Regions from separate parts of the Homo sapiens genome. Here region 2 is linked to region 1. The links are chromatin contacts, found by Hi-C or POLR2A ChIA-PET in ENCODE. All regions are on one chromosome and are shown on one strand. Each heading gives the region's core, a stretch centred on a gene start or an enhancer-like site at or near the end of the contact. The rest is flanking DNA. Distances are from core to core; before and after follow the strand shown. Region 1 overlaps PLEKHA7 (pleckstrin homology domain containing A7). Region 2 overlaps PLEKHA7 (pleckstrin homology domain containing A7).

The links. A loop is a pair of places that touch in the nucleus more often than their neighbours do. ChIA-PET counts read pairs that join two places held with the same protein, here RNA polymerase II (POLR2A). Pooled maps may share reads with other maps.
Region 2: a loop to region 1 is called in a map of Calu3, with 1.8 times the contacts of the local background. The contact joins two enhancer-like sites. A Hi-C loop is called at or near these places in 7 of 168 maps with a recorded cell type or tissue (Caco-2, Calu3, GM12878 and 4 more), 9 of 37 single-sample maps with no recorded cell type and 11 of 50 pooled maps. POLR2A ChIA-PET finds 5 or more read pairs at or near these places in 5 of 52 experiments (Caco-2, HEK293, OCI-LY7 and 2 more).

Annotation. Positions count from the first base shown.
Region 1 is chr11:16,933,028-16,937,347 of GRCh38, forward strand. The region is part of intron 3 of PLEKHA7 (pleckstrin homology domain containing A7); the gene reads right to left. Among named protein-coding and RNA genes, the nearest start is that of SNORD147, 9.2 kb to the left of the region's middle. RefSeq lists an enhancer at 2,811-3,322. Within about 2 kb of position 3,009, at least 3 of the 41 ENCODE cell types and tissues checked have a DNase peak (open chromatin) inside an H3K27ac peak, as active enhancers do.
Region 2 is chr11:16,985,031-16,989,440 of GRCh38, forward strand. All of the region lies in intron 3 of PLEKHA7 (pleckstrin homology domain containing A7), which reads right to left. Among named protein-coding and RNA genes, the nearest start is that of PLEKHA7, 27 kb to the right of the region's middle. RefSeq lists an enhancer at 1,425-1,874. Within about 2 kb of position 1,606, at least 17 of the 41 ENCODE cell types and tissues checked have a DNase peak (open chromatin) inside an H3K27ac peak, as active enhancers do.

The sequences.
Region 1 (4,320 bases), core at 1,759-4,258:
AGGCATAATCTGATTTGCTTTTCAAAAAGATTTCTGTATCTTCTATGTAGAGGATGGCCCGGGGATTAAGGACGATAAAAACCTAATAGTTACTCGGTGCTTAGCTATGTGCTCTGAATTGTCCTAAGAACTCTGTATGTATGATCTCCTTTAATCCTCATGAAAACTTTTTGAAATGAGTACTATTATAGTCCCAGTTTTACAGATGACAAAACCCAGGCATAAAGAGGTCAGGTAACTTGCCTATCACAGTAAGTGGAGGATCCAGTATGCAAAGCCAGTCTGACTACAGTTCCATGCCAATGCCTCTGAAAAGAAGTGGGGAAAAGCAGGGAGATGAGCTAAAGAGACTGCTGCAGCAGTACAGGCAGGAGAGGACAGTGGCTGGCCAAAATGGCAACAGTGAAACTCCTGGGAGGGATTCAGCTTTGCCAAGTGTGTTAGTGGTAGTGCCAACAGGACTCACTGATGGGATTTATGACTGGAGAGAAGGAAAGAGAAAAACAAGACTTCCAGCGTTTTGGTTTGAGCAACTGAGTGGATGCCAGCACTGTTTCCTGAAATGAATAAGCCTGGGAGAAGTACAAGTCAAAGGGGAGGAGAGGTGTTAAAATTGATCAAGAACTCTATTTTGGACATGTTAGTTTGACATGTTGATTAAACGTCCAAGAGGAAAAGTCACAAAGCCAGTGAGCTATGGTGGTCTCCATTCAGGGAGGGGGCAGAAGATGTAATCAGTGGCATCTCATGGTCTTGTGAATCCTTCCTGGGTATAGGGAGAAAGTGGCTCTCCCAGCTAGAGACCTTCAGTGGCTTGTAACAAGCAAGAGCAGAGCCAAATCGCAGCACAAGATTGTAACTTGTTCAAGGCTGAGAGCACGCTGCCCAGGCAACCCTCTGTGATCCAGCAAAGTCTGCCTCCCAGCCCCATCCTCTGCATCAGCTTCCTGGGAGCCTATCTGAGCAGCATTCTTTCAGGATGACCTCCAGCAAACCAGGCCTCCAGAAAGCAACAGGAAGCCCTCTGGTCCTGGAGGAGAGGCTGGAGACAGGAGACGTGGAAGAAAGATAAGTTATCGTGCCTCCTGCCGGCTTGGGAGAAGAGGACTTCACCGTCCCCTTCCACTTCAACACTCCCTTTTTTGGTCCTCCTATCACTGCAGCCCATCAGGGTATGAGGTCCTGGAACCACTTATAAGGGCCTGAGTGCCATGATAATGAAAGGGTTTCCAAAATAAGCTTCCCAAATGCCCTGCTGGCACTCAGGCTACAGCATTTCCAGAAAAATGCCAACCTCGCTTGATAAAATACTTTTAGAATTGACACCTCCTTGGCTCAGATGAAGTGGGTGTGTGCTGGGGGTCAGGTAGAGGTTTGGAGGGGAAAAAAAAAGCAATTTTCAAAGTTCAGCTGAAATGTCAGGAACATGAAGCAGCCCATGTTTACACAGAGCTTTCCAAAACCCAGAGTAGCTTCCAAGTCGCTTTTTAAAAAATGGCTACATCAACTTGTCCAATGAACTGGCTTTTTACCTAAACAGAAACAGTACCAGGCTATTGCCATTCTCCTTGTCTCCTTAGGCTTAATCTCCTAATATAATTTATATTCCTATTGATCCTGATTGTTTTATTTTGTTATCCATATTTCACCCTTTTCCCATAAGTTACCTCAAATCCACTGTGGAACAGGATAAGCAATAAATGAATACTCAGTGTATGGTCTTCATATTCCTGGATATTAAATGTTCAGATTCATGTAATTAATAAAGGTTGTTTACTGTGGATATTAATTAGAGGTTAAGGGGAGGAAATATCCTAATTAATATGTAAAATACTTTGAAATTTTTATCTCTTACAGTAAAAAAAAGAGTCTGGTTATAATTAGCACCTGTATTTTTCATACTTTTCTGTCCCTAATTGCCTAAACAATAATTTCTGGGGAAAGTAGGTGAAATCTTAATGTACTACATGTGAATGGGCGATTTTCTGGCTCTTACCATTCAAACTAGGAACAAGACGCCAGTTCAGTAACTGTGTTACTTCTTCCAAATAAGACTTGTCAAAGCTACTGTGGGGAAATTGGGAAAAAGAACCTAAATCTATCCACAAATAAATATCGAATGTGAGGCTGGGCATGGTGGCTCACGCCTGTAATCCCAGCACTTTGGGAGGACAAGGCAGGCAGATCAACTGAGGTCAGAAGTTCAAGCCCAGCCTAGCCAATATGGTGACACCCCGTCTCCACAAAAATACAACATTAGCTGGGCATGGTGGCATATGCCTGTAATCCCAGCTACTCGGGAGGTTGAGGCAGAAGAATCGCTTGAACCCGTTGCAGTGAGCCAAGATCGTGCCATTGCACTCCAGCCTGGGTGACAGAGTGAGACTCCGTCTCAAAAAAAAGATTAAATGTGTCGGTCCTTTTCTAGTGTGGGGAGGGGTAAAGGCATGTCAGTGCCCACTGCTATTCTCTGGTGTCCTTTTAAAGGTAGAAACATGCTTTAAAATATGAAATAGCCAGCAGTCTGGAAACACAACTTTGGAGACATAAAAGTTATTAGGTTTTCCAAATCACTGATATGAGCCAAAATCCTTACTGAGACTAGGGGGCCAAAGATAGAACTGAAAGCCTTGTGACATTTGCAAACACCACCCTAAGTGCCTTCTTCAGGGATACTCTCTCTACATAATCCTGAATGTTGCAATTATTCAGATCCCCATGTGCAAGCAGCACATGTTTTTGAGGCTCATTCTCAAGGGACCAAAGAAAAAGTGGTATTTTTGTCTAGCATTTTTTTTATCACCAGAATTCACTATAACCAGTATCTTGGCACTCCAAGAGCACACAGTGATGACAGATGCTTATAATGTTCACCCTGAAGACTTGCAACCTTGTGGAAGAACAGACGGATCAAATTATGCCTTGTTGCAGTTTGAAATGTGTTTTACTGCCTTCTAATATTTTGAAGACTGACAATCTATGCAGCACACGGTAGGTGGCAACACTGAGCCAGGAGAACATCCCATTTGCCAACCTTGCTGAATAGAGAAAGTTTAATATGATAATGAACCCCTTTTGAAAAATCAGGTCTCTGCAGGGCACAGTGGCTCATGCCTGTAATCCCAGCACCTTGGGAGGCCGAGGTGGGCGGATCACAGGGTCAGGAGTTCAAGACCAGCCTGGCCAACATAGTGAAACCCTGTCTCTACTAAAAAATACAAAAAATGAGCCAGGCGTGGTGGCAGGTGCCTGTAATCCCAGCTACTCGGGAGGCTGAGGCAGGAGAATTGCTTGAACCCGGGAGGCGGAGGTTGCAGGGAGCCGAGCTTATGCTATTGTACTCCAGCCTGGGAAATAGCGTGAGACTCTGTCTCAAAAAAAAAAAAAAAAAAAAAAAAATCAGGTCTCTATTAGAATAATGACAACAGGGACAAAGCAATTAAAAACACATGCCTAACAAATTTGGAATCAAAAGCACCATCAAATGTACTTCCTGGCATGTTGTCATTTCCCACCTCCACTCTCCCAATCATTGGGCAAATCCAATTATATTCCTGGAGACACCCGAATCATGCCTCTTCTCTCCCTTTCTCTCCAGTGGCTTTTATGAAAATAATATTCAACTTTAATGCATCTGCACTTCAGGAGACAGTGTGACAAGAACAATAAACACATTCACCATGTGCAGAAACCAGGGAAAATGAGTTCTGAGACTATCTTTGCCAACCCCAGGTGTGGGCTTTCTTTTCCCTAAACTCAGGCGATATTGGAATGTAGCAGCTGTCAGAAAGCAGCAATGGCCTGTGCCAGAAATACCTTTGCTGAGCTGCTCTAATTGCCAAGAGATAAGAACCCATAACTCACACAGACACTTGTAGCTCTGGCTCAGAAACAGCAGGCAGAAAGGAAAGAGCATGCCTTCCAGCAATGTGACCTTGGGCAAGCTGTTTCCCTCCCCCTGAGCCTCAGTCTCCCTCATCTTTGAGGACTACCAGCAACATGTATCAAGTACCAATTACAGGATTGGATTTATAGCAGGTTAATAACCTGGAGTCGTTGTTATTAACAATCTCCAAATTGTTAATAACCGTGGAGTAAAATGAGCTTGGAGATGGCCACCAAGCTCTCTGGACAAGAGACAGTTTGCACGCTTGAAAGGGCCTTGATTTCCTGGGAAGACACTACAAGAATCAGTCACATAAAATCCCTGAATGCTTTGGCCTTATTCATTTGTTCTAACAAATATTTATTGAGGGTATACCATGTGCCAAGATTGTGCTGGGCACTGAGGACAATATGGCCCAAGTCTCATGAGGTATA
Region 2 (4,410 bases), core at 356-2,855, 51 kb after region 1:
ATATCCTATACCATAAGTGTCTTGGGTGCCAGCGGGCTGGGCACCTCCTCACCCTGTCTGCATGTTCTTCTTCCTCAAGGAAGGAAGCCTTCAGAAGCCCTTGAGGCAGATGCCTCTGCCTCATTCATCTAAGAATGCCCAGCACCTGGCCCAGGGTTGGCATGCAGGTGCCCACTACACGTTTATGAATAAACCAACCCACTCCTAGGCACCTAGTTGTGTCCTTACATTTTGATTTCTTTACACATTGCTTTGTGAATTGCTGTTCATTTTACTGAATGTGAGGACAGGCAGAAATTCCAAGTACACTTGCTTCTCAACCTTTTGGCTAATATCAAGTATAGAAATTCCAGATACACAAAACTGAACTAGAATGGACCCTGCCTTGAAGAAATTTACAACAATGTGAGAGAGATGTAGACACAAAAAGGTGTAACATGAAGCAGGACAGTCACGTGAGCAGCAAATGCAGTGCCAAGAGTGCAAGGGGCAAGAGAGCTCTTGGGGTGGGGGTGGGGACAGCCACACACAACAGCTAGACAGCCTAAGAGGGGCAGGGAAGGCGGAACCACTTATCCATCCGTTCATTCCGCATTAACATTTTAAGTTTTCTTGCTTGAAGAAACACTGTGCTTGTTACTTAATACTGTGCTGAGTGCTGGGGACAGATATGTGAATCAATCAAACATAAAGATAATTCACAGGCTAATGAGGGAGAGACAGAGAGACATTACACAGACTAAGGTGATATGTGGCAAGAGAGGATGCTAGCATGCAAGCTCCATGCCCACAGGCACCCTCCTTTTGTTCACTACTGTACTCCTCAGTACAACACTGTCAGGCTCAGAAAAGCTTCTCAGTACATAACAAATGAATGAAAGCACTGCTAACTAAATGAATGAAAGCACAAATGGAGGGATATCACAAACCCTTGATGGCGGGTGGCCACAGATGGCTTCCCAGGTAATGCCTGAGTCTTAAAGGATGCATAGGAATTACCTGGATGGAAGGGGGCATTCCTACAAAAGCAAAGACAAAGAAGCAAGAGAGTGCTACAGCTTATGATGTTGTGGAGTGTGTTCAGGCCAGAGGGGAATGGTGTGCTTTAACAGGACACAGACACAGGAAGAGAAGCCCAAGTCAGGACACCTCTGAAGGCCCTCATCAGGAAGCATATCAGGATGAGGTATTTGGGCCCCTGTAGGGAGAACAGGATGGAGGCAAGAAAACCAGTCGGAACCATCTGCACCGCTGCAGATATGAGTTGGTGACAGTGGGGTCTTTAGGAGGCACCAGAGAAAGGACTAATCACAAGAATCTGTTACAAATCACAGGTGCAAGACCCCATGGAGAAGGGAGGCATCGAATGAGCCCAGACACATTTTGAGTACATAAGAAAAGTGCAGCCCCACCAGAGCCCTCCTGGGAATGCTGCAAAGCTGCTGGGGAGATGCCAGCAGAACCATGTCACACCTTGCCCACAGTCACCAAAGTGGGGACCCTACTGACTGGCTGGAGGCAAGGAGGAAGTCAGGGGAGAGAAACCATAAAAATTGCTCACTATTTATTTCACTTTCACTTTGAGCACACAAGTGGGGAGAAGACGCCCTGGCCCAGGAGTAGAGAAACCTGGCTGGAGTCCCAGCTGTCACCAACAACCTGAGTAACCTTGGGCAGGTGACTTCACCGCTGGGGCTCAGCTTCCCCATCTATAAACCAGAGCTTCCACCATGAGCCCCACCTCTACCAACATCCTGGAAAGGCCCCAATCAGATAAGTATCAGCTCTGCATAGCTTTATGTAGCACCTACTATATGATCTTCCTTGTACCAGGAAGGGAGGCAGGAAAGGGGCAGGCCGAGCCCCTGCCCAGAGAAGGTTTTAACAAGGTGGTCCAAGCAGGTACTGCAGAACACCGGCAAGGGCATTTCCAGCCACATTCTCCAGCCAGTCTTACTGCCCAGCCCAACCCAGCCCAGGGAAGGCGGAGAGGAAGCAGTGAGCTGTTTTACAATCCATCAAATTAATTGCCCCAAATGGGAAATTTGCAGGCCTCCTACAGCCTCCTGTGTATTCCATAATCTCCCATGGCCCTAATCTGCTGAGAAAGAATGTGTGGGCTGTAATCTTTTCAGCCCACTGTTCACAGGGGCAATGCCTTGGAAAAACCTCAGTCCCCACCAGTGATCACTCCCTCCCAACCAAAAGCCTCCCCGACCTCCCATCCCCCACACCCCCCACTGACCTGGTGGCCAGCCAAGGCCTGGCTCCGCCCCCCAGAAGCCAGCTAGGCCAACCTTGGCCTTGACTTTGACCTCGGAAAGGAGACCTGCCCAACCAGCTCCTTTGGTAAATACAACTTTTGCTCCCTCCTTTTCCTCCTTAAGACAGAACAGCCTGGCAGGAGGCAGAACCAGGAGAAATGGCTTCCGAGTAGAGACGCACCCTTGAGGCGTGGTGAAAACAGCCCCAGGTGAGGTGCTGGGCATTGGTTCTAACCTTTGCTTACCCTATCCCTGCTAGGAAACCCACTTCCCATCTCTGGACCTCATCTTCATTTGAGAAATGAAGGGAATGTAAAACAGCCTCCCAGGAACTCCTTACCCCACCCCTTTAAACAAGTTGCTTCTTTGCTTCTGCTGTAACCTTTGCCTGCTCCTTTTCCTGCATAATGAAGCCTCTGTCTAGGCCCAACTCAAATGTCACTTTCCCCACGAAGGCTTCCTGGATCCCTCCCTTCTCAACACCTGTCCCAAACTCTTTCTGCCTCCTACACTCAACTAGCCTTGAGGGCAGAGGATTCTTTTACTCATTGCTACTGTCAGGAAACTCATTTGATAACATATTTCAGAGAGCTCTGGACAAACCTAGGGCCAAAACCTATTTCATTCTCTAAAATACCTGGCATGGCACAGATCCTGGGTCACCACCACTGGGTGAAGTTTTCTCAGACAGTGTGTGGAAGGCCAGGCTCCCTGAAGTTGACTGCACCTGTTAATAACCAGTGTCTGTACCCTCTCTCCTTAACAAAGTGCTTTCCTACTCACTACCTCACCTACAGGGGAAGGACTGATGTGATCCCCTTTCACAGAGAAGGCAAATGTCTTGCCCCAGGTCAGGCAGCTGTAAGGGGCTAAGCCAGGATCCAAACCCAGGTCTCCTAATTCTGGTTCTAACTTTGTGTTCCTCCCACCGTACCTGAGGGAACATGCAAAGCTGAGCCTATTGAGAAGATCTGGGCTTGGAGAGAGATGCAATCTAAACCTCTCCTTAGGGCTGCCCTGGGAGCCACATCCAGAGCAGCCAAGGGACAGTCAGGAACTCTGGGCAGAGGAATGGCAGAAGGCATTTACTCCATACTCTCCACTGCCTTCCTGCCTTCCTTCCTTCTTTCCTTCTTTCCTTCCTTCTTTCTTCCTTTCTTCCTTTCTTTGAGACAGAGTTTCACTCTTGTTGCCCAGGCTGGAGTGCAATGGTGTGATCTCAGCTCACTGCAACCTCTGCCTCCTGGGTTCAAGCGATTCTCCTGCCTCAGCCTCTCAAGTAGCTGGAATTACAGGCACCCACCACCATGCCCAGCTAATTTTTTGTATTTTTAGTAGAGACAAGGTTTCACCATGTTGGCCAGGCTGGTCGAACTCCTGACCTCAGGTCATCCACCCACCTCAGCCTCCCAAGGTGCTGGGATTATGGGCATGAGCCACCGCATCCAGCCCATCCCATGCTTGATTACCTCTGATGATAGTGAACTCACTACATCCCAAATATTTCAGAAGGTATCGTTGTAAACCTGGGGCCAAAACCTTTCTCCCTGTAGCTTTCACAGAGGATGAGACTCTTCTATGTGGCAGCCCTTCAGATATCTGCAGCCAGCCCTCATGTCCCTGTGGGTCTCCTCTTTTCCATGTAAAATACCCCCAGTTCATTCAGCTGTTGCTTGGGAGACAAGGTTTCCAGTGCCCATCACAGTCAACCCTTCAGAAGGACCCCAAATAGCCACATCTTCCTCAAAGGGGTGACCCATGAATGCGCCCCAGTGCTCCATCTGTGATCTCCCCAGAGCAGAGCAGCACCATCACCTCCTGTGTTCTGGGGATGAAACTTCCATTAATGCAGCTTAAAATCAAAACCAAAACCCCTTTGTCCCAGAGCTAATTTCTCAGAGGGCCCTGGCCATGTGGGAGCAAGGACAAAACTCATTCTCTTTACCTTGTTAGAGTGGGAAGAGCAGGAACTCTGGAATCAGACCTGGACTAGAATCCTGGTCCTGTCACTTATTTACTGAGAGACCATAGACAAATTACTCACTCTTTCCAAGTTTCAATTTCCTCAGCTACGAAATGAGCTACAAAATGGAGAAAATTTTTACCTCACTAGATAGATTTGAAGAATAAATGAGCTAAGGTATAT